Linked DNA regions of Mus musculus: region 1 is linked to region 2. Evidence: chromatin loops called from intact Hi-C (ENCODE). Cell type or tissue: heart. All regions are shown on one strand. Links, peaks and the distances in the headings refer to the core of each region. The heading gives the core; the rest is flanking DNA.

Region 1 (16,428 bases), core at 4,126-12,125, 69 kb after region 2:
ATTTGTGGTTTTTGAAAAAACAGGAAGCCTTTCCTACGGTACTTGAGCGAAGTGGACCTCAGTCTTGTTTTAGGTGAAGAATCTCTTTAAGCTTGCTCGCTCCTGAGTTCTAGGAGACGGTTTCGGTGGTAACTTCTGATCCGGACTGTCCTGGTGGCAGGAGAGACTCAACTCCACTAAGTTGTCCTCTGACTTTATACATGTACTGTGTGTGAGCACAGAATAAACAACAGTGAGAACAATTCCTGATAAATCCTTAGATCGCACATGGAAAACCCTGTAGTGCGTACTGTGGCAGTCAGGATGGGCTAGGTTTTGCTGCAGGAACAAACATGTCCAGAATCCTAGCAGCCGAAACCAACGGGCTTCTTCCTCACTTTTGCTGTGTCCGATGAAGGTGGAATGGGGGCTTTGTTACCACGGGGGCATGTCTCATAGTCTAGAGCCAGAAATGACTGTCTGGAATACCAGTGGGGGCTGATGGAAGGTTTCACACAAGAAGCATGCTTGTCACTAAACGACACGCTGCTTTTAAGTTCTGTCAATAGGTAGCTTTAGTTAGCCTCCCCCAAGCATATAGAGGCCAGGAAGTTCAGACCTACCCATGCACCCAAAGCGAGAGAATCAGGAATTTTTGGTGTACATGAAAGCAGCACGTGGCGTTTCTCTTGTCTGACACGGCAGGGTTTCCCTATACAGCTCAGGTTGATTCTGAGCTCTGGAGGTCTTGCCTCTGTCCTGCAGGCCTGTGTCATTACAGCTGGCTGAGATTTTCTTTACGTAACAGTTATGTTTAAAGCAATAGCTGAGAATAGTGCCTTGGATCACATATATTAGAGCACAGAAAATACAGAGAATGAGGAAATACTGGGGAAATGATTCAAGAAAAAAAATAACATTAATGTTGATTTTCTAGAGAAGGAAGGGATATACTTTTCATGTTGACCTGTAAGGTGGGGGTGAAGAACAAGAGCAGAGAGCTTCGGGGTGTCTGCTCACTTAGCAATTATGAAGTACCAAGTTGAATCCCCAGGGGCACAGTGATGGCCTAGAGAGATTGCTCAGTTACTGAGAACACTGCTCTTGCAGTACTGGGGTTGAGGTCACAGCTGTAACTCCTGCTCCTGGGGACCCAGTGCCCCCTTGTATGTCAGTGAAATCTCAGTAGGTAAAGGTGCAAGGTTCCAGGGCTGGAGGCCTAGGACTGACGCCCCAAAGCCACACACATTCGCATGCACGCGAGTGTACCCAGACACACACGCAGAAGCTACACCTCTGTCTGCATATCCATAGCTATATAATAATTTAAAAACACAAATGTAATCCCAGTATTTGGGATGTAGAGACGGAAGTATGGCCAACTTGGGCTGTGACCCTGTCTCAAAACAAACGCAACAATAAGCAGACAGAGAGCAAAAATCTCTCTTCTCAGTCAATAGCAGCTAAGAAGTCCTTTCTACTATAAAGAAGTATGCACACATTTGGGAAAACAAACTAGGATCAGAAAGCTGTTTTTCCGCCAGAGCGGCTTCCAGATGCCCACCCTCAGGCCCGCACACTCCTTTATTTTTGTTCATAGAGCCTGTATTTTATTACTTCATTTCATTTCCAGGTTTGTGGTGCTAGGGACCTAGAAGCCACCTCACCCATGCCAAGCAGGCATGAGTTCTACTGCCAAACTTCACCCCAATTCTAAGTGTGTGTGTGTGTGTGTGTGTGTGTGTGTGTGTGGTTGTGTGCACATGAGTGTGGGTTCTCCAGGAGCTAGAATTACAGGCAGTTGTGGAGTTACGGGCAATGTGGGTCCTTGGAACCGAACTTGGGTCTTTTAAAAGAGTAGCAAGTCCTTTCTCCTGAGTTACTCTAGCATAACCACTGCCACAGCCGCCACCTCCCTTTTTAAAAAAATAAGCATCTCTCAATGTATCTCAGGCTAGTCTCATGAATGCTTGAATTATATGTGTGCACCAACACAAACACACACACATACACAGAGAGAGGCTACTATTTTAAATTTATCATTTGGAAAAAAAAAAAAAAAGCCAGCTGGGAGGTGGTGATGCACGCCTTTAATCGTAGCACTCGGGAGACAAAGGCAGGTGGGTGTCTGAGTTGGAGGCCAGCCTGGTGTACAGAGTGAATTCTAGGACAGCCAGGGCTACACAGGAGAAACCTAAGAAAAGAAAAAAAAGAGGCCAGTAAAAATAAAATTAGTCATGGGTAATTTTTTTAAAGATTTATTTATTTATTTATTTTATGTATATGAGTACACTGTCTCTGTCTTCAGACACCCCAGAAGAGAGCATCAGATCCCATTACAGATGGTTGTGAGCCACCATGTGGTTGCTGGGAATTGAACTCAGGACCTCTAGAAGAGCAGTCAGTGCTCTTACCCGCTGAGCCATCTCTCCAGCCCCTAGTCAAGGGTACTTTTAAAATTGAATTTTTTTCTCTAATTTCATAACTAAAAAGAATAAAACAATTGGGAAAAAAAAGAAAACAAAACAGAACCTAGGTTCTGTTCCTTTCCTAACCCTACATGGACTCTCACACTCATGCATGTGTAACTGTGGTTCCAGGAGAGCCCGCGCCCTCTGAACGCCGGGCCACCAGCACAGACGCGCACACACATACATTCTTTTTTTTTTTTTTTTTTAAAGATTTATTTATTTATTTATTTATTTATTTATTATATGTAAGTACACTGTAGCTGTCTTCAGACACTCTAGAAGAGGGAGTCAGATGGTTGTGAGCCACCATGTGGTTGCTGGGATTTGAACTCCGGACCTTTGGAAGAGCAGTCGGGTGCTTTTACCCACTGAGCCATCTCACCAGCCCACATACATTCTTTAAAAGTCATTCTTTTGTGTTTTTCCTTTCGGTGTTTCTCCCATGTATGTCTGAATATATTTAAGCAAAACTGGAGCATTAATTTTTTTTTTAAAGTGTTTAAAAGCCTTCTCTATCTACATTTCAAAATCGAGAAGGTGTTCTCATGTGGGGGTTCATCAAGAAAGTGGGAAACGAGAATGCATGCTCTGGGGTGGAGAAAGAAGAGGAGGCTGCCAGGCCCCTCCGCCACCCAGGCTTAAGGGATACGGGGATGGACTGTCCAGGCAGTGCGAGATGGAATTGTACCGGATTAGAGAGCGCCGGAGGTCATTTACACTCTCCAGGGAAGAGCGGGTGGCCTGAGGCAATTAAAACTTTTCCATTTCTCTGTTTAAGGACTGCACTTTACAGAGGCACACGCATGGGGAAAAGCCCCCCTCTTCCTCATCAGGAGAACCCTAAGAATTCTTATGTGAGGGGCCTCTCTGAAGTCCTCTGCAATTGCTGCTCTTCCAGGTTGGGGTAGGAAGGGCAAAGATAGGTACCAAGAAAACCTGAAGGATTTTGTCCAAGATGCCCTCCACATGGAAATCACAGAGCCAGCAGTGTGCTGAAGTGACAGCTTGGTCCCCCTCACCTGGCCACTCCCTTCCTTCTGTCCCAAGCATCTTCCCCCATAGTAGAAACATTTTGAATGTATGGCTTTGACCTAAGTGACTGTCTGTGACGAGGACACTGTCTAGACCTTGTTTGCGAGCTGGCCCCTCTCACTGGTCCTCACTGTGTGTGTGCCTCTCTGTCTTGCCTCCCCATGCCCCAGGGTTCTGGCTGGTGTGGACCGTCGTCATCATTCTGAGCTGCTGCTGTGTCTGCCACCACCGCCGAGCCAAGCACCGCCTTCAGGCTCAGCAGCGGCAACATGAAATCAACCTGATCGCTTACCGGGAAGCCCACAACTACTCAGCGTTGCCGTTTTACTTCAGTGCGTACCCACATTGCCCAACCTGCCTCCCTGAAGTAGGGAATCACATAGTGGGTCAGACTACAACAATTAAGGTCCTCAAGCCCCAAGGGCCGTTTCCATACATACATATACATATATACATAATACATACATACATACATACACACACATACACACATATACATATACATACATACATACATACATACATACACACACATACATATACACACATACACACATATACATATACATACATACATACACACACATACATACATATACATATACATACATACATACACACACATACACACATATACATATACATACATACATACATACATACACACACATACATACATACACATACATACATACATACACATACACACATACATACATACACACAAACACACATACATACATACATACACACACACATACACACATACATACACACATACACACATGCATGCACACACATACATACATACATACACATACACACATACATACACACATATGCACACACACACATACATACATACGTACGTACATACAGGCTCTCATGTAGCTCAGACTTGCCCCACATTCTCTGTGGGTGGCCTTGAACTAGTTTTTTTTTTTAATTTAAAGGCATATAGTCAATGGATGTATAACGTTGGTGTCTTGGGCTCTGGCACTGGCTAGATCTAGCTCTCAACAACCTGAATTCCTCCTATTTGGCTTGCTGCCATGTTCTGTGCCTTGTAGAGTCATCACGAAAAGGACAGATAAGAAGGGTAGTGTCTGGACTGTCTGAGAACCAAGAAACTTGGTGACTTAGTGGAAATCCGTACACTGGAATTCCCTCCCCTGTCCTCTCAGGAGATCCAGGGATGCCCAACCAGGCATCTCGTCTTAAGCCATCTGTCACATTGTACAGATTGTGATGTGACAAGCGTTTGCCCTTCCCTAGCTGGAAGGCTTTGTAGTAAATGCTCAATAAACGTTAGCAGCTGCTGCACAGCTCTAAGCGAGGTGATCCGCCCCAAGGTACTGAGCGCATGCAGTCAGGAGGGGTCTCACCTGGCATGTTTTCAGTGAACCTTGGTGTCACAGGCTCCTCACTCCTCCTTGACTGGTGATCAAAGCTCACCACAGCATGAGGAACTGTGTTGAGGGCTCACAGCATAAGGAAGGTTGAGAACCGCTGCTCTAAGCTGTTGCAGTCCCCTTACCTGCCCACAGCTAAGAAGCATAGCCACCATGGCTCTGGGGTGGGAGGGGACAGTGTCACCTTTCATGAGCTTTGTTAGAGTGCTGACCCATGTGGTAATTTCTTCTCCCACCTGCCTGTTTTAGGGTTTTTGCCAAACTCTTTGCTACCTCCTTATGAGGAAGTGGTGAACCGACCTCCAACTCCTCCCCCACCGTACAGTGCCTTCCAGCTCCAACAGCAGCAGCAGCTGCTGCCACCTCCTCCTCAGGGTGGCCCTCCAGGTGGCAGCCCCCCAGGCGCTGACCCGCCGCCCCAGGGCTCCCAGGGAGCGCAGAGCAGTCCTTTGTCCGGACCGAGCCGAAGCAGCACAAGACCTCCAAGTGTCGCAGATCCTCAGTCCCCTGAAGTGCCCACTGACCGGGAAGCCACCAAAGCCTCTGGGACGGAGTCTGGTAGCCCCATGGCCGGCCACGGGGAGCTGGACCCGGGCGCCTTCCTGGACCAGGATTCCGAGTGCAAGGAGGAGCTACTGAAAGATTCGCGTTCTGAGCGTGGCGGCGTGTCCCCTGACAGTGAAGACAAGACCCCCGGCAGGCATCGCCGCTTCACAGGTGACTCAGGCATTGAGGTGTGTGTGTGCAACCGGGGCCACCATGACGATGACCTCAAAGAGTTTAACACGCTCATAGATGATGCTCTGGACGGGCCCCTGGACTTCTGTGACAGCTGTCATGTACGGCCTCCTGTTGATGAAGAGGAAGGTCTCTGCCTGTCCTCGGAGGGTCAGGCTCGGGAGCATGGGCACCCCCACCTGCCACGGCCGCCTGCGTGTCTGCTGCTAAACACCATCAATGAGCAGGACTCTCCAAATTCCCAGCACAGTGGCTCCCCGAGCTAGGACACGCCCTGCCTGCACCTAGGAGCTCAACGACAACCAGGGTCAGGGACACCCACGAGAGAAGCATTAAGTAACATGGACATGTGGCCCGGCCACTTTGTCCTCTTATATTTTTTCCCCCTCCTATCCCACCTTGCCCACATCTCCAGGTACAAATTCAGGGTGTGGATGCCTCCTCTCCCCACAAAAGCACAGTGTTCTAGAAGACGGAGAAGCTGCTTCTGTGACTCCCGCACCCCCCTTTCAGAGCTGTGTCCCACCTACCTGCCTGGCTGAGAAACACAAGTTTGCAAAGCCCCCCCGAGGACTGGGGCTGGACTGTGCCCTAAGGTGGTGCTCAGCGGTGACAGAGTGGATTCACGAGAGAACCGTGTCTCAGTCTAGGAGACACCACTTCTCAGAGAGAAGAAGAAAACCCTCAGAGGCCAGTGGATTGTCACTGTGGCTGCCAGTGGCTGCAGAGCACTGGTCTAACCCTGTGGGAGGGTGACAGCTAGTCAGGGTGGTGAGGGACTTGCTGAGCTGACAAGGCCCAGGCAGAAAGTACACATCTGTGCGTTGTAGAGGGGACCCTTCCCAGCCTGGTTCAGGTGTAGATGATACTACGTTCTCTGGGTTTTCCTTTAAAAACAAGCAACAAAGGCTGGCAGGAAACAGCCAGACCAGTGGGCAGGCAGGGACTCTTTGTTACAAGGGAATTCTGCTGCTTCTCCCCAGGCTGAGTTCCCAAGAGTCTGACTACCATTGGGCCAGGAGGAGAGAGCCTGAACAGGCCCGGTGGTGGGAGCCTTGGGCCTTCTGTTGAGTGGAGACCCAAGTCTGAAGGCTGGGAGAGCTAAGAGCTTCCTTCAGTTCCGCCCTTTGTCCGTGCCCACAGGTGGTCAGTGGTCCTCGCCCCTCCTGAACACAGCCTGCGGTCTCTGTCTCCCTGTCCTCTGTAAGCAGATGGACTGAGGAAGTTGTGTGTTCAGGGCAAGGTGGCCTCATAGCCTGGTTCTCACACAGTATTTCCTGTTGCGTTTGACTTAAGTCTGTTGTTTTGTGTCCTTGTTTGTTTTAAACTGACCACTTAGAAGGAGCGCCTTGGTTACCTGTGGTTCTCGTGGCTGCTCTGCCCCAGCCTTGTGGAGAAACATGACTCACTTTCCTGTACAGCCTGTGTAAAAGAGTCACCTGGGTAGGAGGTGACCACTGCCTCCAGCAGACCTCGGGGCCTGGTTACTGTCGTCTGGCTCCGGAGACCCGGTCATGCTTTGTCAGGAAAGAGGAGCAGAGACGCCGCTGAGAGGAACATTCCCCACCCAGCCCTGCTCATGCAAAGAGTTTGGTTCCTACCCTGCTCTTGAACGATGATGCATAGACTAGACTTGGCGCCACCATTATGGTGAGAAAGGAATAAAAAGGCAGAAAACCCAAGTCCACATGTAAACACACAGACCCGAGGCTGTAAGGTGAACGCGTGTCTGCATTTGGATACCACAAACCAAAATCTTTGTCGAACAAAAGTGAAGTCTACACAGTGATGTTGGATGGCGTGTGTGTGTGTGTGTGTGTGTGTGTGTGTGTGTGTGTGTGTGTGTGTGTGTGTGGTATGTGTGGTATGTGTGGTACGTGTGGTATGTGGCCCCGAGCCCTGTGTTTTCTGTGAAGATACTTTGAATGGCCATTCTGCTCACACATTAACCACATGCCTGGAGCACGTATGGCCCTCTCAAAGTAATTTATTTTACACATTTACTGTTTACCGAACAATAGTCTGACCGTACTCGGGTGTATGCAGCGATCTCCCCGACGGCATGGCCTGTGTTTGCCAGCGACACTGCCCTTCAGAGAGGCTGCTTCCTCAGCTCACCACTGCGATTTGCACACTGCTCCATGGGCACTCAGAGGCCTCCATTCTGTTCCCTGTGCGTGGAAACATCCGGACCCAGCCCCCCTCCCGCTGGCTTCAGACAGGAGCTTGATTGGGTCTTGAGTTACAAGCATGAAGTGGTTGTGGCCCAGACATCGGCCTGTCCTGGATCAACAGGAGTCTCTGGCCACATGCACAGCTCATCCCCCAAGATCCAGAGAGAGAGAGAGAGGGCTGGTGTGTGGTCAGAGGGGCCCGAGCTGCAGCCCTCCTGCACTTCCCAGCTGATAGCTTGTTAAAATCCCAGACACCTCACTGCAGTGTCTCAGAGGAGAGTTCAGTTTCCCAAAATGAACCCCTCGTTAGTTAACTGTTGGTGAGATGGGACCCTCTCAAGTTTTGTTCCCCTGGCAGAGTGAGGGGCTGGCCTGAGTGCCGACTAGCTTTACTGAAGCACCCACCATGATGCCCGAGCCACAGTCTGGCCCTGCTGCTGTAGGCCACCCTGATGCTCAGAGAGAGGACAGGAAAAGTGAGTTAGAGGCCAGGGAGACTTGACTGAGTTGGGTTTCTAGGTAGGAAGGGTTAGGCAGAGGGCTTGGTGCTACGGTCAGATTTGCAGCCGCTAACACATTCCTGTGTGAGGCCACCACCGTCTGCCAGTTATTGTGAATATGTGTATTTTAAGCAATAAGATTCAGTTGCTCAGACTGCCCTGAGCGGTCTGGGTGACGATATCCTGTGATTGTCCGGAAGACAGAGTGGCTCCAACCACTGTGAGAAACCCCAATAAAATCAGTCTCAAGTGTTCTACACAATCTCCTGCCGCTCCTTGTTCCCTTTCCTTCCTTCTCAGACTTTCAGGTCACAAACCTCAAGCACCTTTGCCTTCTCCCTACCAAGACCTAATGGTGTCACACAGCAGTTAAGAACGGGGTCCTGGGCCAGCAGGAGGCTGCTGCTGAGTCAGCACTTGGTCCTGAGGAATTTCCCTCAAAATCCATTTCTATTAAGTACTTTGTGATATTCCAGAAATACATTGGAAAAGGAAAAAAAAAAAAAGGCCCCAGGAAGCAGAGACAAGTTTGTTTGTTTGTTTGTTTTTTTACCCCTCCCAGTTTCCCCAAATCAGGATTGGTTTTAGAGCTTTTTAAATTTTTTATTTTTTTTTTTATTTTTTTATTATTAGTGTGGGTGTTTTTGCCTGCATGTGACTGTGTAACATGTGCATGCAGTACTCATGAGGGCCAGCAGAGGGCATCATCTGGAACTGAAGTTACAGAGAGCTATCATGTGGGTGCTGGGGATTGAACCCAGGTCCTCTGCAAAAACAAGTGCTCTGGCCCCGATTTTAGGAACTTTTCAGATAGGGTCTCACTCTAGCCCTGACTTTCCAGGAACTTAACTAGCCCTAGCTCATAGTCATCCTCCTGTCTAAGTTTACTAATGCTAGAATTACAGGAGTGAGCCACCACGCTCTGCCTTAAAATTTGATATTCTCAGTATGCGCTGAAGTGCCTGCTTTGTGCCCAGCATACGGCGGAAGTTAAGGAAATGTGACATAAGCAAGAACCAAGTACCCTGTTCTCTGGGTCTTAGAGGTAAGATGGCCAAGTGTTCCCACGTAGAACGGTCAGCACACAAGTAAAATGTGAGTGGCTCAGGCTCAGAGACCACAGGAGTCACCTGAGGCCTTAAACGCTGAGTTGCAGAACCCTGAAGAACGACAACCTTGCTGCCTTTGCTGAGGAAGGATGCCCTTGCCCACCGTGGCTTCTCATTAGGCAATTGCCAGTGTCAGGGCATATAGCCGCCATAGCTGCCCACAAAAGGTAGTCCTGGTCCCCAGGTGTGCTCACCGTGGGCTGGGCTCCCTGGGTAGTGGCTCTAAGTGTTGTTGTAAGCCTGTAGTCCACTCCGTTATATTGGAAAGTTTAAGTTAGCTAGGCATGGCCTTTGTCCCTGTTATTGATCCTGGGTCAAAGGATCATGTCCAGGCTTCTAGGTCACTCCATTGAGCTAGCTTCTGTCTCCTTACTGCTAAGCTGCCAGGCTCTGGGCAGTGCTGATGGATCCATTTTAGCATGTAGAGACGGTTCCAAAATGGGGTGCATGCCTACAGCCCAACACGCAAGGAAAGGCAAGAGGTTCATGGTGGCGCACGCCTTTAATCCCAGCACTCGGGAGGCAGAGACAGGTGGATCTCTGAGTTCGAGGCCAGCCTGGTCTACAAAGTGAGTTCCAGGACAGCCAGGGCTATACAGAGAAACCCTGTCTCAGAAAAAAAACAAAAACAAAAAAAACAAAAACCCAGAGGAAAGAACCCTAGGTGTCTCAGAACCCGAGTTCCTGTCTTCCTAAAGATAATGTCTGAGTTGGCCCCACTAGAGAATGTCTCAACTCTCCCGGGCCTGTTGCCGACGGCTGTTCATGTCCACTTACTCAGTTGCCGGCCAGGCTCCTGGAACACTGGGTCACGGGAGTTCACGTTTCTGAGGTAATAAGATTGTCTCCATTGCCTCAAGTGAGCAAGTTCAGGTAAAGATTATATTTGCCCAGAAGCCCAAGACAACCCCAGCTTCCTGGTTTAGCCTTTTTTCTTTTCCAGTTTCCTGGTTTCATACATTGAGCAGAAACACCCAGGCTTTGACTCTGGCTTGGCTGAGCTCCGGCGGGAGCTGTGGGTTGGAAGGTGTTTGGGTCTCAGGCTCCCCCCAGCCTGGGAGCGAGTATCTGAGCCTTGACCAAGTGTTGTGGCCTGATCAGCAAACCCAGCATTTGGGAGGTGAAACCAGACATGCATTTTAAAAAGTAAAAAGGAGGATGCGGTGGTTCGGAGGAATGCTGGAGGAAAAGCTTTATTGTAGATAAAAGGGTAGGCATAGCCAGACTCGAGAGAGCCAGGAGGCCAGTATAGCAAGAGACCAAAAGGGAAAAAGGACTGGGGTAGCCAAAATGGCTGGATCATGTAGGCAAGAGCTAAATAGGGACCTCAGCCACTTGTCCCCCGTTAGAGACCTAACAGGGAGGACCAGGAGCCCAAGGTTATCCTTGGCAATGCAGGTTTTAAAGCTATCCTGTACTCTCAATGAGGCTGCTTTAGGGTGCATGTATATATGTGTGTACACACCCGTAGAGCTGCAGAGTCTTCATGAGCACCTGCCATGTGCTAGGTCGTCAGAATGGAGACCCGGAGGGGACGAGGGACACCAACGGGGACTTCCAGGCAGGCTCCCTGGCAGAAGCAACTCCGTGGTATGAAAGACAACACTAGGTGCATGTTGGTCCCATGGGTCACCAAGTCCTAAGATTATTGTGGGCCACATGCTGAAAAGGCATAGGAAAAGGCCCAAGAGGCCCTCCTGGGGGCCACGTGGGGTGTGGTGTGGAAATCGGCAAGCCCTTTAAACCTAGGTCTCTGCATCTGGGAAGTAGCAAGAGATGAAGTCGGAAGGTAAGTAAATAATAAAATGTTGGGATTGAATCTGTGTTCTGTTATTTGTTGGCTGTTGACATGAGGTGAGTCTTGTTTAAGCGTCTTCATAGGTACATTTTCTTAACCTTAAAATGGCTCCTCGAGGTACAAGTTACAGTCTTCCAGATTGTAACTGACCCTGCTGTCAGTGGTCAGGAGCAGGAGATGCTCAGGAAGGAACTAACCTGTCCAAGGTCACAGCTGATAAAAAGCAGAGCCAGGAATTGAAAAGCCAGACCCGTTCGTTGATCCCAAGGACTATTTAGTTAACCAGAAGGCCAGGCCCTGAAGAGCTGAAATGTGTCTAGAAGCCACGTGGCTTTGACTTCCCAAAGGTGAGAGGAGACCAGAGAAGGATGTGTTGAGCGGAAAACTTGCTGAAACATGAGGCAAATGACATTCCGTCAGTCCCACATCCAGGCGCCTTGCCTTCCAGCCTGCCCCAGGGATGCCTGCTGCAAGTTAGCTCCTACTGTGTCTGAGTATGGTGGTGCTTACCTCTAGTCCCAGCACTCAGAGGCAAGTGGGTAGCAGTGAGTTCAAGGCCAGTCTAGTCTACATAGTTCTAGGCCACCTGAGACTACACGGTGAAACCCTGTCTCAGAAAACCAAATCAACCAACAATATAAACCCCACGACAGCTGGACAGGGGGTGGTGCATACCTTTTATTCCAACATTCTGTGCAACTCTGTGAGTTCGAGGTCAGCCTGATCTCACAGAGTGAGTTCCAGGACAGCCAGGGCTACACAGAGAACCCTGTCTCAGAAGACAAGACAAAACAAACCCACAACAAACGTTAGCTTCCACAGGGGGATATGACTCTTGGAAATGTTCAGAATCCTGGGAAGCTGTGTGTGTTTCTCCTGAGAAGATGAAAATAGAAATGTCAGGATTCGTGGGGGCGCGAACATGTTGTTTGGTTAGAAATATCTCTTCTATAAGCCTGTCACTCCCACTAGAAAATGTTACTAAACATCAGTGCAGGAGTAGGAGGAGTTGTCTGTCCTTGTGCTCTCTGCCTACTTTTTGACTATCAGCACTGCCTGGCCCTTACATGCAGGTGGATTCTGGAAGACTCCGTGACAAACCTCCCAACCTAGCCTACTTGTGAGAAATCTGTGTAAAACCCTCAGGGGAAGAGTTATTCTCTGGTTTTTGTTTTTGTTTTGAAGTATCGATAATGCAGATGTTTGATGAGGAACCAGACATGTTGTAGAGGTCCACACTTAGAGCAATGTTGAGGAGCCTCAGTCCACACACACCTCAGCCTCCCCAGTCCACCTGCGTATATGACAGACGGGAAGTCTGGGGTCCACGAAAGCCAAGTAAGTTGTCTGTGTCACTTGGTCTCTAAACAAAAACCAAATTTGTCTCCATGGGCTGGCCTTGTCACATATAAGGGCCTTACCTGCCCTCCCGAGTCTTGCTGTTTTATCCCCACCAAGGCCTCAGAATGGGCAGCATTTGTGGAGTGACCCTTCTTTACATACGAGGACATGGTAGTTCAGGAAGTCTGCAGTAGGAATGGGATGCCAGACTTGGGCTGGGAGGCCAGGGGCTATCACGTGAATGTTCCCAGTCTTCCTCACCCAGTGTCCCTGACTCTGCAGTCTCTGATTGGTCCCCTGCCATCCACAGATGGACACCTATCTGTGTCTGCAGAGAGCAGCCTTTACTTTGGGTTTTATGGCCACCAGGGGCCTTAGGAAACACGCGCTTGCACACAAGACACATCCCTCTCTGGGAAGACACCTCCCCCTACAGAGGGCCCCTGTGGGAGCTGTTTTTCTGAAGGATAGGAACCAGGGTGGAGGAGTGAAGTAGTGGAGGCAGTAGCTGTTTTAGCTCACAAGATTAATTACTATTAAAGGTTCAAAGATTTTATGAGTTGCTTACTAAATAGCCAATTAAAAAAAAAAACCTAAACCACAACTGAATATATATTGAAAACAGGTAATGAGTATGCAAGGTGGATCATTTCCTGGTATTTCTTGTTAATATTATCAATGGCCCTGAACATACACGGGGACATTTACTATTTGCACCCATGCACCCATAATAATGTTTCTGTCAATGACAGACACCATATATAGCAGAGATTACAGTAGAGCTAAAAGCTTTCTATCTCCTAGTGACACTGTGGTTGTCATTTCTCATGTGCTTATAGTGACGCCTATGGGAACAAACCCATTTGGATAGACAAATGACCACCACATTGCCACTGCCTGTAGTGTTCAGCGAGGCAGCATGTTAAATAGCATGTCTGCCTGCTGTGCCATAGGCTTCCCACCTATTAGGTTGTACAAATACATTGATGTTTACACATGAGGAAACCACCCAGCGATGTGTTTCTCAATGATGCCTTCCCCCGTGTAATGATAAGATCTGTAGTATGACTGGGTTACTTTTGCCTCATAGTTCATAGAGGTCACACTGGCAAGCGCTAAAAATTGGATGCTGCTCCCGAACTAGCGTTAAACGGTGATTTGCCATCACCCTACTGATTAAGAGCAGACTGAAGAGCAAAGGATAAGTACAGAGGGGCTGAGGTGTGTGTAACACAGTGGTAGAACACGTACCTAGCAAGCCGAAAGGCCTGGGTCTGATACCCAGCCCTGAAGGGAGAAAAGAAAGACAGGCATGGTGGTGCATGCTTGTAATTCCAGCATTTTCAGCTCTGTAGAGAATTTGAGGCCAGCCTGTGTTACAGGAGACTCTCAAAACAAACAAATGGAAACCTAAAAAGTGTGCTTCCTTCCACATACTTCCTGATAGTCAGCACTGGTCCTAAGATGTGGGCCTAAGACTCCCGGTTTGGCAATTTAAGACATATGATCGAGTCCTCTGGTGCACGTAACCTCTTTGTTGTATACTAATGTGCAAGAAAATGAGAAGACTCGGTCTTGCACTCTGAGAAGAGAACCGTGTCCTTGAGCTATTAGCAGTTAGGACAAAATGCTGGGCCCTGGCAGCCCTAAGAAGCCAGGCTCAGCCACGTGTCTTCAACTAGCAACTTAAATAGACCAGAAATAGTGGTGCAAAGCAGAAAAAAGAGATTATTTTGCTGTATGCAACAAAGAGATTCTCTGATGCCTTCCCACCAAGTCCATCTTTGGGGTTCTAAGGTTTAGATTTTTTATTTATTTAATGTTATGTTATTATCTCCTTATTTTATGTTATTATTTATTTATTTTACATATGCGAGTACACTGAATCTATCTTCAGACACACCAGAAGAGAGCATTGGATCCTATGGTTGTGAACCACCGTGTGGTTGCTGGGAATTGAACTCAGAACCTCTGAAAGAGCAGTCAGGGCTCTTAACTGCTGATCCATCTCTCCAGCCCACCAGATTTAGCTTTAAATAGGGAGCAAGAGATCTGCATGACTAAGCTGTCATCATCAAGTTCTGCACTCCTTTCATGGCCTTGGTTTCAGTCCCTCCTGCTAGGTGGTGGACCAGTCAGAGTCTGTGAAATCTCCTGACAAATTCCTGCTCTGGCTGGCACCAGGCTTCATCCATCCCCTACTTTCTCCCAGCCTGAGAAATTTCTTGGGAGAAATTTGAATTTCTTGGGAGCCATTATTTCAATGTCTGGACGCCAAAGGGAGGAATTCCATTATAGTAGTCTGAGATAAGTCTTGGAGAGAGGCGTTTACTTTGAGCCTCAAAGAGGCCTGGAGATTTGGTGATTTAGGCCAGTGGGGAATAGTCTACCATTCCAGGCAGGTGCAAGTTTGGCAGCAATCAGAGTTCATGAGATTATTTTCTCAAAGGACACAGGTTTTCAATATGGAGCGCTCCACGACCCATCATCCCGCAATGATCGAGCCCCTGCGTGATTTCTGCAGACAGGTGGGGGAGCTGATTCCTCCGTGTCTCTGATTCATGGGGTCTGGACTCAGCCCTTATGCTGTGTAGCTGTGTGCTTTGAGGAACCCTTCCCACCCTGTCCTCACACTGCCCCTTGATGGTTGATGGCCATCAGTTGCCTCTCATTGGGTTAAACTTCCCTTCTACCATTATGGAAGACACAGATTTCCTGCTTATTTGATCTGATCATTGCTAGTTCATAAAATGTCTTTCGCATTCTGAGCATTTGTGAAGTATGTGACTTCTCCATCCAACCCTGCTCCCTCTGCCTTGACCTGAGTGAAGTTTGGCTCGCTCTCAGCAGCCAGCTCAGAGAGAGCAGGGAGAGGGAAGGGGTGGTCTCCAGCTTAACCTCTCTCTTCGGCTTGATATGGTCTCTACGTGTCCCTCAAGCCTCCTATGAGTGTCAGACACACATCTCCACCTACTCTCCTCTGGGCTGTTGAGCAAGATCAGGGGGCCACTGTTTCTTGAAAAGTAAGACTGATTTGGGGGTAGTCTAGGGGAGAGCCCACTACTACTACTGGGTTAAAAGCTCTTTTAAGGAAGAGCATGGGGCTGTGATCTGACTTTTTGTCTCTTTGTTGGAGTTCCCTCAACTTTCCTCTGGAAATTTGGCCAGACAAGGTCTTAGCTTTGCCCGGTGACTTTTCTTAGTGTCCCATCCATCAGAAGGGGAAGGACCTGACTGTTGACCAGTTGACGCTGGCCTGACTGGCACTAGGAATCTAGGGATTTGACCTCTTTATAGGCTAAGAATCAAAGGTAAGTTTTTTCCCCCAAGATGTTTGGAATTTCACATGTCAGCTGGTCACTGGCAAGGTTTAAAGATCCTGGATTCCAGCCGGGCAGTGGTGGCGCACGCCTTTGATCCCAGCATTCAGGAGGCAGAGGCAGGCAGATTTCTGAGTTTGAGGCCAGCCTGGTCTACAGAGTGAGTTCCAGGACAGCCAGGGCTACACAAAGAAAACCCTGTCTCGAAAACAAACAAACAAACAAACAAACAAACAGCTCCTGGATTCCAGCTGGGGAGATGAAGCCGTGTACTTCCTGTACAAAACTTGATGACCTGAGTTTGAAGCTCCAGAACCCACATAAAAGCCAGAAACAGTAGCACAAGTCTCTACTTGTAGTGATACCAAGAGATAGGAGGCAGGGAAATTTACCTGAAGTAGCATTACTGACAGAGTAGTGAACAGAGGAAAATACCCTGCCCCAAACAGGATGGCTACAACATGCTTGCCACAGCATGTGTATGCCTGCACTCACATGCACATGAAACACACACACACACACACACACACACACACACACACACAATGTTAGTT
Region 2 (16,428 bases), core at 2,748-10,747:
TACCTTGTGCTTAACTGCTCACTGATCTTAGACATTCAGTGGAGAAAAGACGCGAAGCAGAGGGTCACAGGCTTGACTACAGGGTCACCAGCAGCTACGGTTGTGAAAGGGACAGTACTATTAAAGAGAACCTCTGCTCTTTTTCACTCGGATGTGTAATGAGAAAGATTTCCTGCCGACCATTTACACATCCAAGGTTCCACTCTGTGGAAATGCAGATTCAGTTGAGAGCAGAGAGCCCCTGTTGTTTAAGACAACCACCTGTGGAACTGTTTTCCCAAGTTTGGTTGCCCAGGTACACAGCGACCATCACAGCTGTGGATGGAAGGAGCCGGACCACTTCTCAAACTTGCAGTAGAATTAGAACTGCCCTTTTGGATTTCCAGGCATCCAAAGTATAAGAGCAACAGGCTGCCAACTCACATGCCAAGGCTTTAGGAAGCTACTGAGATCAGACAAGTCTGCTGGGTCTCCTGGTGAGCCTCGCCCTTTTTACAGACTCCCAGCCCCCATAGGAGACTGGATGCTAGCATTCACAATTCTCTGCTTCCCAAATGCAGGCACGATGTGCCTAACCACCTCACACTCCTGCTGCCATGGTGGTTAGACTGTGTTAAAGAATCTCTCTGAAGGCAGGCCTGGTGAAGAGGAGAGGGCTTCTGTTTCAGAACGCCTATGTTTCCTATTACCCTGCTAGTGCCAGGGGATATTATGTTGGCTCTGATGAGCTCTTATTGCTGAGTCAGACTGAGCTCCTCAGTGGCAGATGCAGTCTCCCTTAGTGTGATCAAGCACAGGCTGGCTACGGACATGGACCAGGACGCGCTTGGTGGCAGTTGCTCAGTTCCATCACCATTCATAGGGGCCTGTCTTAGTTAGGGTTTTCCTGCTGTGAACAGATACCATGACCAAGGCAACTCTTTTTTATTTATTTATTTATTTATTTATTTATCTATTTATTCTTAAGATTTATTTATTTATTATATGTAAATACACTGTAGCTGTCTTCAGACACACCAGAAGAGGGCATCAGAGCTCATCACCGATGGTTTTGAGCCATCATGTGGTTGCTGGGATTTGAACTCAGGACCTTGGGAGACCAGTCAGTGTTCTTAACCTCTGAGCCATCTCACCAGCCCCACCAAGGCAACTCTTATAAAGACAATATTTAATTGGGCTGGTTTATAGGTTCAGAGGTTCAGTCTATTATCATCAAGGCAGGTATGGTGCATTCAGAGCTGAGAGTTCTACATCTTCATCTGAAGGCTGCTAGCAGAATAGTGGCTTCCAAGCAGCTAGGATGAGGATTTTATAGCCCACACCCACAGTGACACACCTACTCCAACAGGGTCACACCTTCTAATAGTGCCACTCCCTGGGCCAAGCATCTACAAACCATCACAGGCCCCTAGATCATCATAGGGGATGCTTAGGGTCCCTGGCTGCCAGGGCCTCTGGGAAAAACTGGTTAAGGAATTGACTCTCATTCTTTCTTTTTTCCTTAAGTCTGTAGTTTGTGAACAATATGGAGGGGGATCTGTCTGGCTTTAATATTGATGCTCCCCGCTGGGACCAGTGCACTTTCCTGGGGCGCGTGAAGCACTTTTTTAACATCACAGATCCTCGCACGGTCTTTGCATCAGAGCAGGAGCTGGACTGGGCCAAGGCGGTGGTGGAGAAGAGCAGGTGAGTGCGTGGTCGTGGGAGGGACTGGAGGAACCAGTGCCATACTGCTGGGCTCTCTAGGGGAGGGAGAAGCTGGAGCTAGCAGAGGTCTCAGGAGTCAAGGATCGGGTCAGGGTGCCACTGATGCTGTCCTTGGGTTACAGGATGGGACTTGTGCCCCCTGGCACTCAGATGGAGCAGCTGCTGTATGCGAAGAAGCTCTACGACTCGGCCTTCCACCCTGACACTGGGGAGAAGATGAATGTCATTGGGCGGATGTCCTTCCAGGTCCCTGGTGGCATGCTCATCACGGGCTTCATGCTCCAGTTCTACAGGTGAGTCCAAGATGGTGGAGGGGCCAAGCTGTAATAACAGTCTTGTCTTGTTGGTCAGTCACTCACCGGTACCGGGCATCCACCGTGCTAAGTTCTTTCCATGAATGGCCTTTTCCCTCTCTCAGGCCTACACACAGATGCTGTCACCTCCTTTTGCTAGACAGGACTCTGGTGGCTAAGTGACGGTTCCTGACCTCGCTCAGAACTTCAGGGGCCTGATGGTGACACAGACAGACCTCGAGTGCTCAGTCCGCGGCCTCCTGAGGACTGTTATGCTATTACTATTATTACTTGTCTTACTATTTGGGGAGTCTCACTGTGTAGCACTGGCTGACTTAGAACTCTATGTAGATTAGGCTGACTTTGAACTCACAGAGACTCAACCTGCCCCTGCCTCTATAGTAATTAAAGGAGTAAGGGATTTTTTGTTTTGATTTAATAATTTGAAGTGGGAAGATCCACATTTTTTTTTTTTGGAGAAACACTTTTATTTAAAAAAAAATATTGTGTATATGTGAGTACACTGCGTTCAGACATGCCAGAAGAAGGCATCAGATCCCATTACAGATGGTTGTGAGCCACCATGTAGTTGATGGGAATTGAACTCAGGACCTCTGGAAGAGTACTAAGTGCTCTTAACCATTGAGCCATCTCTCCAGCCCAAATAAGTCTTTTTTTTTTTTAAAGTTGACATTTAAACTTTTATTTATTTATTTATTTATTTATTTATTGTAAGTACACTGTAGCTGTCTTCAGATGCACCAGAAGAGGGCATCAGGATCTCGGGTGGTTGTGAGCCACCATGTGGTTGCTGGGATTTGAACTTCGGACCTTCGGAAGAACAGTCGGGTGCTCTTACCCACTGAGCCATCTCACCAGCCCTTTTTTTTTTTTTTTTTTTTAAGCAAAAACAAAAACAAAACTTTTGCCAGGTGGTGGTGTATTTCTTAATCCCAGCACTCAGAGGCAGAGGCAGGTGGATCTCAAGGCCAGCCTGGTCTACAGAGTGAGCTCTAGGACAGCCAGGACTACACAGAGGAACCTGTCTCAAAAACCAAAACCAATAAACAAAGTTACATTTGTTTATTTTCGTGTGTGTGTGTGTGTGTGTGTGTGTGTGTGTGTGTGTGAGAGAGAGAGAGAGAGAGAGAGAGAGAGAGAGAGAGAGAGAGAGAGAGAGATGGGAGTATATTCCACAGTGTTTGTGTGTGTATGTGAGAGAGAGAGAGAGAGAGAGAATGAGAGAGAGAGAAAGAGATGGGAGTATCTTCCACACTTCCACAGTGTTTGTGTGTGTGTGTGTGTATGAAGGTCAAAGGACAACTTAACAGCTGTAGTTTCTCTCCCTGGGGCTAGAACTCAAGTGTCTTTCTTTCCCCATCTAGCCATCTTACCAACCTCTTTAGTTCTTTCTTTTTTGCTGTTGTTACTGCTTTGTTTTTTGAGACAGAGTCTTACAATGTAACTCCAGGTGGCCTGAAACTGGCTATGTAGAGCAAACCTCAGACTCAGAGAGATCTACCTGTTTCTGCCTCTGGAGTGCTGGTACTAAAGGCATGTCCTCCTAAATTCATTCATTCATTCATTCATTCATTCATTCATTCTCTCTCTCTCTCTCTCTCTCTCTCTTTCTCTCTTTAATTATTTATTTATGTGTACAAGTACACTGTAGCTGTCTTCAGACGCACCAGAAGAGGGCATTGGATCCCATTACAGATGGTTGTGAGCCACCGTGTGGTTGTTGAGAATTGAACTCTGGACCTCTGGAAGAGCAGTCAGTGCTCTTAACTGCTGAGCCATCTCTCCAGCCCCCTAAATTCTTTTGTTTGTTTGTTTGTTTGTTTGTTTGTTTTCGAGACAGGGTTTCTCTGTATAGCCCTGGCTGTCCTGGAACTCACTTTGTAGACCAGGCTGGCCTTCAACTCAGAAATCCGACTGCCTCTGCATCCCGAGTGCTGGGATTAAAGGCGTGCACCACCATGCCCGGCTCTAAATTCTTAAAGTATAACTCCCACAGTGGATTTATGTTTTGAACGTTACATCCAAAGGAAAAATGAAATGGCCCTTTCTTGCTCTTTTCTGTTGGGAAGGGAATAAACTTTCAATGTTCGACTCTCCCTCCCTCCCTTTCCCTCTGAGTTATCTTCCCCTCTCTATTCATTCAGTTAGTTGGTGAGCTATGGCATAGTCCAGGTGCCGGGGATTAAATATTTTAGAGTCTTCCCTCTTGGAGACACAGCATAATGTAGATTGGGAAGTAGTGGTTTTCGGTCGGGGAAGGAGGGAAGAATTTTGAGTCATGGGAACAGGACACATGGAGTGATTGTCTCAGGAAGGGCAGAAGAAGGATCAGAAAAATTCCAAGAAGAAAAGTATTGGGCTGGAGAGATGGCTCAGTGGTTAAGAGCAATGACTACTCTTACAGAGGTCCTGAGTTCAATTCCCAGCAACCATGTGGTGGCTCACAACCATCTGTAATGGTTGCCTTCTTCTGGTACGATTGAAGACAGCTACAGTGTACTCATATACATATAATAAATAATTTTAAAAAAAGGAAAAAGTATTTTAACCAAGCAGGATTCTGTGAAAGGAAGAGGATGTATCCCGGGGTGGGATCCCATCTAGAAGCCCAGGAGCATAAAAAGACTGGGAATGTCTTAGGGAGCTGCGGATGCTATGGTGCCACCCCAGAGCCCCTCTTTATCTCTCTTCCTCCCTTGCTTGTAGGACAATGCCTGCAGTCATTTTCTGGCAGTGGGTGAACCAGTCCTTTAATGCCTTGGTCAACTACACCAACAGGAATGCAGCTTCCCCCACGTCTGTCAGGTAGGCGAGCTGCTATCCTCTGACTCTCTGAGCAGCCCTGCCGCTCACTCGTGAACTTCTTTCTGAGTGGGGTCCACTCTGGGCAGGTGGCCAGACTACCCTTTCCCAGTGTTTGAAATATTAAGACCAACTGAGAGTATCTTTTCCCCAGACTATTTTGAAATATCCATTCTTTTGACTGATTTATTCTTTTCTTTTTTTCTTTTTTTTTTTTTTTTTTTTTTTTTTTTTTGAGACAGGGTTTCTCTGTGTAGCCCTGGCTGTCCTGGAACTCACTCTGTAGACCAGGTTGGCTTTGAACTCAGAAATCCGCCTCCCTCTGCCTACTGAGTGCTGGGATTAAAGGTGTGCGCCACCACCGCCCGGCTTCTTTTCTATTTTTTAAAAAAATATATATTTATTTTTACTTTTTAGATTTATTTATTTTGTGTTATTCTTTGTGCACGTCATGCTTGCCCTGTGCCTACAGAAATCAGAAGAGGGTATTGGATCCCCTGGAACTGGAGTTATAGATGGATGTGAGCCACCCTGTGGGTGCTGGGAATACAACCTGGCTCCTCTGCAAGGGCAGCCAGTGCTCGTGAGCTCTAGAGATGGATGGCTCAGTAGTTAGAGCATGCTCTGCATTGCCAGGGCTCCTAAGTCCGGATCCTACCACCTAGGTCCAATAGTCCAGCTCCGGGGTCTCTGACCTCTACATGCATGCATGCTCACATGTACACACACGTAATTTAAAAAAAAAAAAAAAACAAGCTGGGCATGGTGACTCACACTTTTAATCTCAGCCCTCAGGAGACAGAGGCAGGGGATCTCTGTGAGTTTCAGTCCATCCTGGGCTATGTAGTGAGACCCTGTCTTAAAACCAAAACTAAAACAGTGCTCTTAACCACTGAGCCATCTCTCATTCCTCAAGGTTTATTTTTGTTTGTGTGTGTCTTTTGTTACTGATCGCCATATGTGTGTGCAGAAGCCACAAGGTGTTAGATACCCTCCAGTTGGAGTTGCAGGTGTTATAAGTCATTGGGTATGGGAGCTGGGAATTGAACCTGGTTCTCTTAACCACTGAGCCATCTCTTTAGTCCCAGAATTTTGCTGAGTGTTAATTATGTGCCAGGCAAGGTTCTAGAGGCTTGAGATTCCCTTATGAGTAAGAAGAGGCTCTGTTTAAAGATCTTCTAACTGGGCTGGCAGGCAGAGCTCTGTGAGTTCAAGGCCAGCCTACATGTTGAGATCTCTCTCAATAACCCAACCAAACCAAACACATGGACGAGTGTGTAGTGATGCTTGCTTGCCGTTTTGTTGTCATGGAGATGCATGGTGGGACAGGACAGCAGTGGCTCTGTTTGGACTGTTCCCTTGGGAAATCCCTTCTGGAGAGATGGCATCCAACTGGGCTCTGAAAGATCAGTGTTGTCTTAGCTAGGGTTACTATTGCTGTGGTGAAACCATCATGAAAAGCAACTTGGGGAGGGAAGAGTTTATTTCACTCACAGTTCCATAGAACAGTTCATCACCAAAAGCAGGGAGGGCAGGAACTCAAGCAGGGCAGTAGACAAGAGCTGATGCAGAGGCCATGGAGGGCTGCTGCTTACTGGCTTGCTCCCTCTGGTTTGCTCAGACTGCTTTCTTATAGAACCTAGGACCACAAGTGCAGGGATGGCACCACCCACAATGGGCTGGGCTGTCTCCCATCAATCACTAATTAAGAAACCACAATGGGCTGGGCCGTCCCCCATCAATCACTAATTAAGAAAATGCCTTAGAGCCAGATCTTATGGAGGCATTTCTCAATTGAGGGTCCCACTTCAGATGACTCTAGCTTGTATTAAGTTGACATAAAACTAGCCAGCATAAGGATTCAAATATGTAGGAGGCCGGGAGGGTTCTCTAAACAGGGAGCAGCAATATACACTGGCTCTGAGGCAGAAAAAGTGCTGTGTGTTTAATGCTCTGAGAGAGGACTGAGGGTGCTTGGCACTGAGTGATGGGAATGTGGGTGAGACAGGTCACACGAGTCCTGAAGCCCAATTACTCGAGTCTCTTGCTAAAGAGACCCTGGCCCTGCCTGAGCCACTGTGACACCACTCCCAACACCTACGTGTTCATCCATCTCGAATTTCTCTCTCACTAGGCAGATGGCCCTCTCCTACTTCACAGCTACTACTACTGCGGTGGCCACTGCAGTGGGCATGAACATGTGGACAAAGGTACGTACGAATGGGGAGCTGTGGGCACAGTGACCACCAGAGGGCAGCAGAGTTCCAGTGAAAACAGCTTGCTCCAGCTCATAGGAGTCTGAGGATTCCAGAGTGGATGTCTGGACATATGTCACTGGCTGTGTTTGATTGCCTCTCTTCCTGTATATTCCAAAGCCTCTTGTTTGAGCTTGAATAACTTCTGTTGTTCCCTGCCTTCAACAGAGAGCCCCACCCTTGGTGGGCCGATGGGTGCCTTTTGCCGCTGTGGCTGCCGCTAACTGTGTCAATATCCCAATGATGCGACAGCAGTGAGTACAGGGAGCCTTGTTCTCTTTCTCCATCACAGGGTTAGCAGGGACGGAAAGGAGGCCAATGCGCTGAGCCAGTAGCTTCCTGGGGCTGGGCAGTACAGAGAAGACCAGTGGGCCACCTCAAGGGCCACCATTCCTCTATAATGGACCTAAGATAGTGGGCGATTTAAATTTAGTGTATTGGGTTGAGTGGGTTGATTAGTCATGGACCTATGGACCAGTCCTTTTTTCTTGTCCATGTCGGGGATTGAACTCAGTGCCTTGTGCATGCTAGGTAAGTGCTCTGTCCCTAAAACTATACCCCTAGCTTAGATCCTGGCCACGGGAATGAAAGTCAGAGCTGTAAATGCTGCCTAACTTCCCAAACTCTTAGAATAGCTTACTGGCAGAAATGCTGCAGAACTGAGCATCTAATGCTAGCACAGTATCCACGTGCTCCGAGAAGCCAGGGGCGGGGCAGGTGTGCCCTGGAGCTTTTCACAAAAGGTAATGCAGAAACCCATTGTATCTTGCAGGTTTTGTTTCTTGTCTTCTTTTTAGAGTCTTTTTTTTTTTTTTTAGAGAGAGAGAGACTTACTTACTTTGTATCCTTGGCTGACTTGGGAGTTTACTATGTAGACCAAGCTGGCCTTGAGTTTACAGAGATCCACTTGCCTCTGCCTTCTGAGTTCTAGGATTAAAGGCATGCGCCACCATGCCTGACTAAAGGTTTTATTTTTAATAATGTGTATGTATGTGTAGGTATGTGTCTGTGAGTGCAGGTGCCCGCAGAGACTGGACTCAGTGGATCTCCATGGAGCTGAAGTTACAGGCAGTTGTGAAACTGATGTGGGTGTTGGGAACTGAACATAGGTCTTCTGCAAAAGTGATGTGTGCTCCTAGCCTCCGGACTGTATCTCACTGTGTAGTCCTGGCTGGCCTAGAGCTTGCACTGATCTGCCTCTGCCTCTGCCTCTGCCTCTGGAGTGCTGGGGTTATAGTCGTACATTTCCAGAGGCAGTGGCAGTGGCTGCTGCTGCTGCTTCTTCTTCCTGTTTTGTTTTTTCTCTCTGACATGCTGGGTATTAGGCCTAGAGGCTCGCCATGCACACTAGCCAAGGATGACTACTGAGCTACATCCTCAGTCCAGTTTCTGTTTTCTTTTCCCTTTTGTATTTTTCTAGAACACGGGTGGCATAGGGCTGGGTATCTTGGATGCCATTGCCACTGTTGTCAGTAACTACAGCCACATTTTTTGGCAGGTGGAGGCTCACCACGGTAGCCCCTGGAGAAAGAGCTTACGGAGTGCTGTGCATGCACATCTCTCCACTCTCCTCCACTCCTTGCTCTGCCTAGCTCCCCAAGCAGATGAATGCGTATGGCTGTTTACCTGGTCTCCAACTGAGGGACGCCAAGAGCTTGTCTACACAGAGTAGCTACTGCTTGGGGGAATAGGTACTAAGTCAGGCACTGATCTCGGAACTTGGCCAGTAGATCATTTAATCCTCACTAGGTTCCATGAAGTAGGTGTCAGGATTATCCCTATTCTCCACATGAGGAACACTGAGGTTTAGAAGGGTTAAAGACCATTCTCAAGGTCACACATACGCCTACAGCTTTGGGAGTCTGCCCGCTGAGGCAGTGAGGATCCGGGGCTGGCTTTCTTGGCCTCTGCTCAGGATGGCTTCTGAGATACCATCTACTGGGATGAAGAAGAGAGACCAAAGGGCCAGGCTGCAGGAGGGGCTTCCTCCTGCATCAGTCCTTGGAGCTGGTGACCTGATGGGATCACCTGCCCGGCAGGTTCCTTGCACCTACTTCCTAACATCTAGAAACTTCTGTTGTTTAGGGAACTCATTCAGGGCATCTGTGTGAAGGACAGGAACCAAAATGAGCTTGGCCATTCTCAGGTAAGCAGAGGAGAGACTTCCTCCTCAGACCCCATCCCTCCTCGATGGCCTCACACTTGTCCTGGGTGCCATTGCAGGTCTGACACCCCCCATCCTCATTTAGTTCTTCAGACAGGCTTCCCACGTCATTTCAGGCAGGCGGGTTGGGTAAGGGCACTTGGCTCCTGGTGGGTCCATCCATGCCTTTACCTGCTCAGACTTGGCCATGTTCCCCCCTCACCTATATAGTGCAGCCCATGCACACTTGAAAAGTGATCCCTGACAGCTCTTCTCTGCCCCCAGAGAGCTGCGGCTGTGGGCATCGCACAAGTGGTTATCTCTCGGATCACCATGGCAGCCCCTGGCATGAGTAAGATGGGGAACACCTCAAATATCAGGGTGGGAGGGACCCTTGAATACCTAGTCGAGGCCTCGGTCACCTCAGCTTTCAAGTGGGAGGTACCATTACCTTCTCAGGCTTTTTGTGAGAGTGGACAGGGGACCCACACATGTTCTTCCAGTTTCTATCAGTTCATCTGATTGGGGGGAGCAAGGTAGCTTCATTTAGCTAATAATACTGAGCAATAGTGGGAGGTCTCTGGGAGACAATGGCAGAGGCAGTGGACTGCCCTGGGTCCCTGCAGGGCTGTATTGCAGAGTAGATACAAATGCGTTTGTGTGAGCCTGCAAGGCAGCTTTCATTTTGAGAAGGATGCTTCGGGTCCAGGGGGGGTGTGTCTGCCTTCTGCTGGTGAACACACTTTTGGGAAGCGTGCTTTCTCTGGGACTTGGGGGAGAGTCTGTGTAGCGGTGCCTGTGCAGTCTCTGTTTTTCTCCCAATGGCGAGTATTTTCTGGAGAGTCTTGGGGAGACGGCAGCCCCCTTGGCTGTGATCTGCCTGCAGCTGTGGGCTTCCCTCTCAGCCGCTTGTCTCTTGCAGTCCTGTTGCCTGTCATCATGGAGAGGCTGGAGAGACTACACCTGATGAAGGTAGGTCACTCTCCCTGTTACTCCCCCACCCTCCCACCGCACGCCGAAATTGGCCGAAATTGGCCCTCCTGCCCTTCCCAGTAGCCACCACCCCATCTTACTCAAGCAGAGCCTGTGCCAGCCTTTATCGGCCTCTGTTTCAGATATGAGAACAGGCTTCCTGACCTTGTCTGCAGGGAGCCAGGAGAACACCTTTCCCCTTCAGGGAGGCCAGTCCCAGCCTCTAGCGTCTTCTGGTGGGGTAGGTGCAGGGTGTGCTCTGCAGCAGCTGAGTCCCTCATGGGCTGCTTTCTCTGTTTTTTTTTTTCTTTTCTTTGAGCAGAAGGTCAAAGTGATGCACGCCCCCCTGCAGGTCTTGCTGTGTGGCTGCTTGTGAGTATGTCCTCTTGATGGTGTGAGCTCTCTGCTGGCTGCAGCGCCCAGGGGTGTGAGCCGGCATTCTTCCCAAGGTCCCCTCTCCCTCAGGTCCAGAGAGGGTTTAGAGAAGAAGTAAGAACTGAGGAGGCAGAGGTTGGTTGGGGCTGTCAGCATCTCAGCCTCACAGACAGAAACAAATGGCACACGGTGTTCTTAGCAGCTTGGGTTTGACCGGGATGTCATTGATTGTGCCCTGCTGGTGATATAGTTCCTTTCCCTACATGGCACAGGTGCCTGTGACCCTGCAGGCTGATGTTTACTCTCCTTAGTTACATCAGTTATTTAGTTACATCTCCTTAGTTACATCATTATTCTCTTCCCCCATCTGACTGCAGGTGTGAAGTGGAGGTTGGAGTCGGGGGTGGGGGGGTGGGGTGGGGGGCGTGTCACAGATTTCTATCACCAAGTCACGATGAATTGCCTGGATGATAGCTCAGTGGCAGAGTGCTTGCCTATTCTGCACCTGACCCTGGGTTCAATTCCCAACCAGGGTGGTGGCACACAGGATGCCCTCCCAGCAGAGGCAGGAGCAGGAGAATCAGTAGTTCAGGATCAGCCTCAGCCAGCCCCTGCTCCTGGTCGACACGATGACCCTGTCTCAAAACGGGGAGTAGAGAAGGGCTGAAGGAAGGCAGGTCAGGAGTGTAGGCTCGGGACAGGGTGTGGCCAGGCCTCTGGGACGTGTCCCTAACACTCCTCTCCTTCCTTACAGCCTCCTCTTTATGGTGCCAGTGGCGTGCGGACTCTTCCCTCAGGAATGGTATCAGCCATTTGTCGCCTGCCTCATTTGATAGTTTTATCAAACACCCTGCTACTGCTTAGAGTGACTGCTGAGAGGGAGGGATGGGTCGGAAAGTAGATGTTTCCAAGGACGCATCTTGCGCATCTGCCTAAATTCTGGCCTTCTAACTCGGGGTGAATGGCACACCAGCTAGGACTCTGAGGGACTGGGGGAGAAGCCAGAAGTTAAGAGCTGATCTCACCAATGCCTTAGGGACATGGTGGGGGACAACAGGAGGTATCTTGTCCTGCCGGCTGAGGGTTAGCAAGGCCACTTCTGCCTGGATCTGGCCTTTAAAGTTGAATAAGACATTTATTCTGCTTACTCTGGCTCATGCTCTGGTCTGTGCATGGGCTTGCACCTCTGCTTCCTCTGTGTTTCCTGGAAGGGAGGGTGGGAGAAGAGATGGGGGGCGGGGGGACTGTCAGCCCGGGGTCAGATGGAGGCTGGCTCCAGGACACAGGTGTAGCTGTGAATGACCTGAAATAGTAGCAGTTCACTCCACCCTCCGTGCGGGATCATGGCCATTTGGCAGTCACCTCCCGAGTCCTGAGCACTGTGCTCACAGACTGGTGGAGAAGACAGATGTTAAAGCCAACAACTGTAGTCCATCCAGGTAGAGGAGGCAGAGGTCAAAGGTGACATTTATTCCAACAGAGACCAATGATACTTTTGTCTGTAAAGATCAGGAATTGAACTTGTAATTCCACACTGGGGGTGGGCATGGAGTTGAAGTAGGAGGATCAAGAGTTCAAGGCTGGGGGCTGGAGAGATGGCTGGTAGGTTGAGAGCACTGGCGACTCTTCCAGAGGTCCTGAGTTCAATTCGCAGCAACCACATGGTGGCTCATAACCATTTGTAATGAGATCTAGTGCCCTCTTCTGGCCTGCAGCCATACATGCAGGCATAGCGCTGTATACATAATAAATAAACCTTAAAAAAACCCCAAAAACCAAAGTTCAAGGCTAGCCTGGGATATATGGACCCTAGCCAACAAAAGCAGTTAAAAACTTTTTTTTTTTTTAAACAACCCTGTCTCAAAAAACTTAAGAAAAGGTCTGGGAGATGGCGCAGTTGGTAACATCCTTGCCATGCAAACCCTAGAATCTGAGTTAGATCACCCAGATTCTATGTAAAAGAGCTGAGTGTAGCAGTGTGTGCCTCTAACCTCAGGGCTAGGGAGGCATGGGACCTGAAGTTCAATGACTGGCTAGCCTAGCTACACTGGTGAGTTCCAGGCTCAGTAAGAGATCTGTCTTCCCCAAATAACATGGAGGACAACTGAGAGAGGCATCCAATGTTAATTTCCTGCTTTCATGCACATGTGGACATACATACACATGCATGCACATACATACACATGCATGCACATACATACACATGCATGCACATACATATACAAGCGTGCACATACATACACAAGCGTGCACACACACACACACAAAGCGGGGATGGTGATATTTTAAAATATTGGAATGGACTCTCTTCATTTCATTCTGCTGCCCGGGCACACACAGTGACTAAGAGCTACTGGGGGAAGAAGGATTTGCTTCATTCATGTGTGTGTCTCTATGTGCTGGTGTTTGCAACAGCCAGAAGAGGGCCTTGGGTCCCTTGAAACTGAGTTAAGGGCGGGTTTGAGCTGCCTGACATGGCTGCTGGGATTTGGATTAGCGTCCTCTGGAAGCCATCTCTCCAACCTCGTTTTTGTTGTTTTTGTTGTTTTGTTTGTGGAAAGCAGAAGAGATTTTATTCAATGTGGGTACATTGGGAAAAGGGACAAAGATGCAGCGGCCCATCAAGGGTCCTGAAGTGACAGCACAGTTTAGAAGGCCAAGGACCTCCAAGCAGGCTCGGTCTTATCCTGTAGAACGGTGTGAAGTCTTTCAGGGAGATAACTCCCTAGGGGAGGCAGGATTTATTTGGCTGGTTATCTGCGGCAGGGCAGGGCAGGGCAGCAAGGCAGGAACTCAAACAGGAGCTTGAGGCAGAAGCCATGGAGGCATGGTGCTTAGTGACTTGTTCATGCAGGTTCATACTTTGCTTTCTCAGAGCCCAAGGCCGCCTGCCTGGGGAATGGTGTCGCCCGACCTGGGTACTCCCACATCAGCCAATAACCAAGACATGCCTACAGATCACCTTGATGAAGACAGTTACTCAGTTGAGACTCTTTTCAAGTGACTCTAGGCCATGTCAAGTTGATCGTTAATGCTAACTAGGTGACATGAGTGGGCTTGTTTCGCAGGGTAAGTTGCTAGTGTCTTAGTAGTATCCTCATAACCTCCTTCTGGTTTCCTTTTCAGTGAATTATCAGTTTCCTATCTAGAGCCAGAGCTACGGGACACCATCAAGGCCAAGTATGGAGAACAAGTCCTCTTTGTCTACTTTAATAAGGGTCTCTAAGTGCTCCGTGCCTGCAAGGACCAATCGGTACACCGCGTGGACCAGCTTTTCCCTGGCAGCTGTGCATACCTGTGTCTACATTCCTCTTTGCAATAAGGTCTGAAAGCCAGGCTAGATGGGGAATAGAATAGCCTCAATTTGGGTGGGAAGATGGTTCCTGCTTCTATATAAGCACCTAATTTATTGGATTCCAGAGGGCAAAATTCAAAAGGGGATCAAGGTGGTTGGGGATGTAGCTTGGTTGGGAGCGTTTGCCTGGCATTCACAAAGCTGATTCAATTCTTTGTGCCGTACGATTCAGGCATAATTTTATATGCTTGTGATCCCTGTACTTAAGAGGTGGTGGCAGGAGGATTAGAAGTTCAAAAGTTGACAGATAGTGGTGGCACACATCTTTAGATTCAGGAGGCAGAGGCAGGCTGATTTCTGAGTGTGAGGCCAGCTGGTCTACAGAGCTAATTCCAGGATAGCCAGGGCTACACAGAGAAATCTTTTCTCAAAAAAAAAAACCAAAAAACAAAAAACAAAAAACCACCAAAACAAATCAACAACAACAACAACACCAAACCCAAAAAGTTCAAAGGTAACCTTAGCTACATGGGGAATTCCAGGATAGCCTGAGCTAGAGACTTACTCAAAAAATAGAGGGAGGGAACAAGAACAAGGTATTTTGCCTGCTTTGTCCTTGCCCCCTGACCCTTGGGACCAGAAGCAGAGGTCTTCTCAGCAGAGGTTGCTGGTGTATGGGAGGTGCTCACACAGTTTAGGATATTTAGAAATCGAGTGATCCTTGTCCAGTCAGGACAGAGGATACACTAATCTCTTCCTCTTCTCCTGCTTCCTCCTTTTTTGGGGGGGGGGGGATAGCCCTGGCTGTCCTGGAACTCACTCTGTAGACCAGACTGGCCCCGAACTCAGAAATCCACCTGCCTCTGCCTCCCGAGTGCTGGGATTAAAGGTGTGCGCCACCACGCCCGGCTTGCTTCCTCCTTCCTAAGCAAGAGAAACATTTACCCTTGCGATTCTTAAAAAAAAAAGCTTTTTATCATTTTTTAAAACATTTTTATGGGTGGGTGTTTTGCTCCCATGCATGTCTCTGCATGCCGTGCCCACAGAGGTCAGAGAGCATGTCAGATCATCTGAAACTGGAGTTACTACTGTGAGCCAGCCTGCGGTCAAACCCTGGTCCTTTTGAAGAGCAGCGGCAGCTCTTACCTGCTGAGCCCTCTTTCCAGCTCCTTATCCAGGGAGAGATAAAGGAGCTATGTGAATCTTCTTGGGGACTCATCTCTACTCTTCCCCATGATGCCCTGACTGGGCTATCCCATTGGGAATGCTTCTAGATTTGAGTTTTTCAAGTCCTTGGAGTTATTTGTACTAAAAAAGACAAAAACAAACACAAACACAAAACAAAAACAAAACCCATGGACAAATAGTTCCTTTCCTTGGCCCATTAGGTCTCATACCAAAGAGGGCTGGGACACCTCTGAGTGGGAATTCACCAGGACTACAGCCTTAAAAACATGTAGGAGAGATGCAGGGCAGCACCTTTAATCCTGTACCCTCTGGGCAGAGGCAGGCGGATCTCTGAGATCGAGGCCAGCCTGGTCTACAGAGTGAGTTCCTGGCCAGCCAGGACTACACAGAGAAACCCTGTCTTGAAAAGACAAGGAAAATGAAAGTGTAGGGCAAACCACCATTTTACGGAGGTTATGTGGGGCATCAAGCTCTGCGCCTTGGAAAAATGACTATTCTGTCTTAATATCATGTCCAAATCCACTTCTGGGACCTTTAGCTGAGAGGTCTCTTCTCTCATTGCCTTCTCTGTTTTACAAGTCAAGTCCCTCACTGTGAGTGGGATGATTTCCTGCTGCCTTCCTTCCCTCTGCCTGTTAGGTCACATACCAAAGATTGCTGAGTGCTGGTGGGATGTGGAGCCTCACTTGGACACCTCAGACAGGAAGTCCACCAGGGCCAACAAGCCTAAGGAGGGCACAAAGGGCCACTTTAGTTCCCTGGGGGACTGGCTTACCTGGGGTCAGTGTGTAATGAGTTTTGTCTGGCAAGATTTGCTGATTCTGTTCAAACGCACCATTATGAATTGAATAAACTATTTGAAAGAACATGAAACACTGTCTGCAAACTAAGCTACTAACCCCTGATGGAAAGCAGGTTCTATGGTCTGACTTTGGCCTTGGCATGCCAGAGGATGTCACAACTGTAAGGGAACCTGTCTGATTTCCTTAATAATGGAGAAGAACCCACCGACCCTTGTCGGTGCTCCACAGGTCTCCCGGCGTAGATTATACATTGTCTTAGGGCTGGAATTGGCGAGCCATACATAGTCAAATCTGCCTGCTCTCTGGGTTTGTTTGTTTGGTTTTTTTCTTTTTTGTGCACTTAGGAACAAAAATTTATTTTTACGTTTCTTAATGGGCTATTAAAAGAAAACCTAGAATATGTGATAGAAGCTGTGCATGTGTCCCGTAGACTTTTAACACGCCTCCCCTATCCCGCAACTGTGACTTTTAGAAATAGATACTAGGCCTATGGGACATGCCATCAATCCCAGCACTTTGGAAGCAGAGGCAGCTGGATCTTCATGAGTCTGAGTCTACCCTGCTCTACATAGTA

Evidence for each region. A loop is a pair of places that touch in the nucleus more often than their neighbours do. Peaks named below come from ENCODE experiments on the same cell type or tissue, not always from the same donor. Only the 100,000 strongest peaks of a DNase experiment are listed, where the experiment ranks them.
Region 1: it touches region 2 in a loop (2.3-fold over the local background); 10 of 42 quality-filtered maps call a loop at or near these places.

The regions. Positions count from the first base shown.
Region 1 is chr19:46,648,822-46,665,249 of GRCm38, forward strand. Wbp1l (WW domain binding protein 1 like) reads left to right here. Exons shown (of 5, transcript NM_001177812.1): 4 at 3,653-3,814; 5 at 5,144-8,568. The coding sequence ends at 5,898. It overlaps Gm36602 (a long non-coding RNA gene), which reads right to left. Exons shown (of 3, transcript XR_001782663.2): 3 at 11,975-12,089. Among named protein-coding and RNA genes, the nearest start is that of Gm36602, 9.1 kb to the right of the region's middle. In heart, for the core only: a CTCF peak has its summit at 8,997 (motif pointing right); no DNase peak of the experiment used is centred there; H3K27ac peaks cover 2,642 bases.
Region 2 is chr19:46,580,978-46,597,405 of GRCm38, forward strand. It overlaps Sfxn2 (sideroflexin 2), which reads left to right. Exons shown (of 12, transcript NM_053196.3): 2 at 1,507-1,686; 3 at 1,830-2,000; 4 at 4,728-4,826; 5 at 6,958-7,033; 6 at 7,247-7,332; 7 at 9,164-9,224; 8 at 9,507-9,573; 9 at 10,144-10,193; 10 at 10,516-10,565; 11 at 11,323-11,370; 12 at 13,695-15,924. The coding sequence starts at 1,526. The coding sequence ends at 13,794. Among named protein-coding and RNA genes, the nearest start is that of Wbp1l, 9.9 kb to the right of the region's middle. In heart, for the core only: a CTCF peak has its summit at 7,064 (motif pointing right); a DNase peak (open chromatin) is centred at 7,074.